Linked DNA regions of Mus musculus: region 2 is linked to region 1. Evidence: chromatin loops called from intact Hi-C (ENCODE). Cell type or tissue: left cerebral cortex. All regions are shown on one strand.

Region 1 (2,500 bases):
TGGCCATTTGGTGGATGAGAAAACTGAGGTCTGGGAAGGTTGGCAATTCAGCTTGCACCTCAAAGCTGCTCACATATAAAGTTTATGGTCTCTACTCTGTCCCGGAATCAGTTCCAGTCTCCCACTAGGCACAGAAAACTCAAACATCCACTGTCCTGAGCACAGAGCATCACTTTGCAATAGGAAGACCATGTCCAACAGTTCAGATCCCGGACCTGGAAACCATCCCTCACTCTGACTCCTCTTGTCTCCAAGCACAGAACATTTCTGGGTCCCCATCCTTCTTTAGATGTGTGAGTATACCTGACATTTCTGGAATTCACTCCACATGCATTAATGAGGCCATTTTGAGAAGGCCTGCCTCAGGGGGAACTGGAGAGCTGTCTGCTGTCCCCATCCTGACCCCTGCCAAGTCCTGCCAGCTGTACTAACCAAGCTCAAACAGGCAGCCAGGTGCTGCAGACCTTGGCCTCCTTACCCCTGCCTGTCCTATACCTTTTGGGACCCCTGACCCAGAAATTCAGTATCTGGGGCTGTGTTGGAGTCACTACACTGGTCAGCATGGGCAGCCAGGCTAGCTGTAGTTAGTTTAAAGGCAGGGTTAGTGGGGTTCCTTCCCTCCAGCACGAGGCTGATGCTACCAGAACCGCTGCAGTTTTGCAGCAGTCATCACACTTCCACGCAACAGGTCATCTAACCCAAAGACGCAGAGTTTAGTCTCTGAGTTCCAGGCCTGGTCTCCTGCACGCATGGGCTACCAGGACCCAAGCCACAGGACAAGAAGCCAACTTGAAGGTCTTCACAGGCAACCACGCGAAGGGGAAGTGGAGAGTGGCTACCCAGAGGCCCAGGTGGCTTAGGGATTCTTCGGCAGAAGCAGGGTGGAGGTTCAGCGATCCTTCTCAGCATCCCACTCTTCCTGTGTGCCCCATCAGCCTGTCCCTGGGGTGGTCCCCACGGGACTCTGTCCTTCCGATGATTCTGTCCCACTTCTTCCTCTTCTCAGTGGCTAACCGTGCATTCAGTACAGGGGACGCACTCTCTAAGAAGAACCCTATTTGGTGCTAGGACATCACAGGTACCAGGCCCGGAGGGGACGAGGTAGAAGTCTCTCCCTTGCTGTCGCCCCACATACCTCCACCCCCCAAAGAATGTAATTAAGCAGCAGGCTTCTGCCAGGAGCCAAGCTTTCTGCTTTCCGTCTATAAATCACCCTCTGAGTCATCCCCCAGCTCCAGAAGCAACTTCACCTCGTGCTGGGGCTGCTCCAGCAGCCAGGGCCCCAAGCCTACCCCTCCCCACCAGGCCCGGGAGCTCTGTGTTCCAGCTGGAGAGGACAGAGGTTTCCGAGCTCAGAAGACTGTGGGGTATCAGGAGGATTAGGGGAGACCCCAGACCACCTCTGTCCACCTTACCCTACCTCCCCTAGGCAGCAAAAAAAAAAAAAAAAAAAAAAAAAGCTGAACTTCAATGGGCTGGAGAGATGGCTCAGTGGTGAAGAGCACTGGTCCTTTCAGAGGTTCAGGGTTCAATTCCCAGCACCCACATGGCAGCTCACAACTGTCTATAATTTTAATTCCAGGGGATCTGACTCTCTTGCATAGGCATACATGTAGGAAACCACTAACATGAATATAATAAAAAATATTTTAAAAAGCCGAACTTCTGATTTTGAAGGAAGTTACAAGCCTGTGGGCACCAGTGCCAAGCACATGGAACAAGAAGAAATGAGAGCCATGGGGGCCAATCTCGGAGGGTTTATTTGAAGAGACAAGTCTGGATTCAGGGCCAGACCGAGGTTCAAACATTGAACTGTACTTCCTGCATTCCGGCAGCATTCTGGGGCCTGAATTTGATCACTGATGTTCATGGGGTAGCGGCCATAACTTTATTTTTCCTATGGGGAAACTGAGACGGGGAGAGGTCACTTTGCCAGCAGCCCAGAGACAGAGGAATAGAGAGCCCTTACGTGAGGTTTGGAAGTGAATTAAGAAGGCATGGCAGTGTTGGGTGGAAAGTGGGGCTTAGGGCAGGTACACCAAGCCACAGAAATCAAGGGGTGTGCTGATTCAGGCAGGTCCCAAGTATCTGCTGTGGAGTCCCCATCATATCCCCGAGGCTCTAAGAAGATGAATGGACACCTCTCAGTATAGTCAAGAGAGAGGCAGGGAGCTGAAGAAGGACAGAGTCACCCTAGGTCACACAGCCAATGGATGGTAAGCTCAGAACTCAGACGTGGCTCTCCACTTCCAGGCTGAAACATTTCTCCCCAGAGGGAATATATAGAAACAGAACATGTGGTGGCCGAGCCTTCAAGAAGGGTGCTGGCCAGGTGCCTTTGATCCCGGCACCCAGGAGGCAGAAGCAGGAAGAAGGATCTCTGAGTTCAAGGCCAGTCAGGTCTACAGAATAAGTTCTAGGACAGCCAAGGCTACATGAAGAAATCCTATCTCAACAAAACAAAACAAAACAAAACAAAACAAAACAAAACAAAACAAAA
Region 2 (2,500 bases), 420 kb before region 1:
TACAGACCTTCCTCCAGATTGGTGGCTGTGTGTTGTTTCCACATGCCGTGACTCATGCCTGTGAATCCCTACTATCAAAGGTCTGGCAGGAAACAGACACCACCCTTCCTGTCTGCATCTCAGGGGCCGAGAACATAAACCAAGCAACACCAGGATGTCCTTTTAATTGTTCCTCTATAGTTCAGAGTAGTTCTTGGGCTTGAATAGTTTGCCCATACATTATATAACCACTTCCCACACCATGCCTCTAGACTGGGCTCAACAAACTGCTGACCTGTCCTACCATCTGCTTTTATAAAGCTTATTAGAGCATAGCCATGCTTAGCTACTTTCCTGTTTCTGCAGGGTAAGATATGCTAACTCATGTACTATCTTGTGGATTCTGTGAGTCAGGAGACAGGTGGTAGATTAGCTGGGTCCTCTACCCAGTATCTCACCAGGCTGAATTCAGTTTCCACTTGACCTGTGATCCCAAGGGGTCCATAGTCTCCTAACTTTTGTGTGTATGGTTGTTTTGCCTACGTGTATGTCTACGTACTGAAAGAAAGATGAAATTTCAAGACCTGTAAGTCATATAAAGTACTCAGAAATTGCTGGTTGTTTGTGAGCCTAGAGGCTGCCTGGGACTGAGAACAAAGAAAAACAAACCTGGGCATGCCCCGTCGTTAAAACATTCCTGGGAACAGCTTAACCATAAAGATAAAGAGGAATGTGAGGACATAACAGGGCTATCTGAACTGAGTCAACAACTCACAAAACCCTGACCTGCACATATTCTTTTGCTGATGTTTGAATAAGCCAATAGTGTGTCGCTATGCTGAATTCCCCACCCCTAAGCCCTTTACCCCATAAAAACCCCTAGCTATTGAGCCTCGGGGTCAAATCCACTGTCTCCTGCGTGAGATACCTTTTAACCCGGAGCTCCATCATTAAACTGCCTCGTGTGTTTGCAACAAGAAGGAATCTTGTGTTTCTTTGGGTGTGCTCTCTCTGCTAAGACTAGAGTGGGGGCCCCTGAAAGGGGGTCTTATAGTACCAAGTGAATTCCTGATCTCCTATAGAGCTTAGAAGAAGACACTGGATCTAGGAACTGGAGTCACAGATGGTTGTGAGCCACTGTGTGGATGCTGGAACTAGAGCACAGGATCTTTGACAGGACAGTCAGTGCTCTTAACCACAAAGCCATCTCTCCCTCTCTTTAAACAGATCACCTGATTAAGCTAGGCACTCCCAGGACAATCTTTCCATTGCTTTGCTTCTTCACTCAAAGTCAGCAGACTAAGCCTCGTATCTGTTTTCATTTTACACATGGTGTGCTATGGCCACTGTGAAGGGATCACTTCATAGCCATAGATTCTGCCTTGCATGGAGAGGAATACTAATCCAGCAACATAGATCTCTGCTCTGGCAAGGGATCACATATAAAAACCTTCTAGGTCTGTGTGATCTAGTTGAGTAACACACCTTTAACCTCTGGCTGGAACACAGACACACCCCCTAGTACACACCTTTAGTCCCAAACAATGAAGGTAAAGTTAGTTTGTAGAAGGAAACAGACATGTTTGAATCTGACGTCTAATTGAGGGGCAGACAAAGTGATGAATCAGAGTAAGATTTGACAGAATGAGTTCTATAGGATATGTTCAACTCACACATAAGAACAGCACCAGAAGAAAGGCTACTTTAGAACAGAGAGAGAGAGAGAGAGAGAGGATGTGGGGGGTGGGGGTAGGGAATACATATGACAGTTTTACCAGGACAGTTTTACAGAGACAGGTTGCAGAGATAAATCGAGCCAGAGAATGAGGAGCCAGAAGATTAGAACAGGTTGCCAAAGTTAGTATGAAGCCAAGTAGAAAAATTTGGTCAGAAGTCAAGAGAATCTGGATCAAATCAGTCAGCTTGGAGAGGAGTTTTGAGCCACAACAGCTGAGTTGAACCAGTCAGCGAGAGTTCAGAATAAGCTAGAAGACAATAACATCTGATGGATAAAAGTTACCTGGATACTTGTGTCCAAGGGAAAGCCTTACATGGGTCAAGAATACTGGTGTAGTGCCAGGCTGTGTGTCTGCCTTGCTGCTGGGGTGTCCAGAGTGTCACTGGTTCTGTTTTTTGTTTTGTTTTTGTTTTTGTTTTTTTTTTGAGACAGGGTTTCTCTGTATAGCCCTGGCTGTCCTGGAACTCACTGTGTAGACCAGGCTGGCCTCGAACTCAGAAATCCGCCTGCCTCTGCCTCCCAAGTGCTGGGATTAAAGGCGTGTGCCACCACGCCTGGTCAGAGTGTCACTGGCATGCAGTGCATTGGTAGCACAGTCCCAGAGCACAGCCTGTAAAGGGGGCTCTCAGTCTGTGTTTTTCCAGGTGGGAAACAGTTAAGTCTGGGATGATTGCTGTGGTTCCCAGTCTCCTGTGTACCCAGTTTCGAACTGGAGCAGGGGTGGAGGGGTTATCCCCTCAGAGCAGCCACACTTCAGGCAGAAAGGGGAAGGCAGAGCCTGGG

The links. Hi-C counts contacts between places; a loop is a spot of excess contacts. Peaks named below come from ENCODE experiments on the same cell type or tissue, not always from the same donor. Only the 100,000 strongest peaks of a DNase experiment are listed, where the experiment ranks them.
Region 2: it touches region 1 in a loop (6-fold over the local background); 13 of 42 quality-filtered maps call a loop at or near these places.

Annotation. Positions count from the first base shown.
Region 1 is chr11:103,779,066-103,781,565 of GRCm38, reverse strand. All of the region lies in intron 1 of Wnt3 (wingless-type MMTV integration site family, member 3), which reads right to left. Among named protein-coding and RNA genes, the nearest start is that of Wnt3, 6.1 kb to the right of the region's middle. In left cerebral cortex, no CTCF peak of the experiment used is centred here; a DNase peak (open chromatin) is centred at 1,209.
Region 2 is chr11:104,201,061-104,203,560 of GRCm38, reverse strand. No RefSeq gene overlaps it. Among named protein-coding and RNA genes, the nearest start is that of Sppl2c, 16 kb to the right of the region's middle. In left cerebral cortex, no CTCF peak of the experiment used is centred here; no DNase peak of the experiment used is centred here.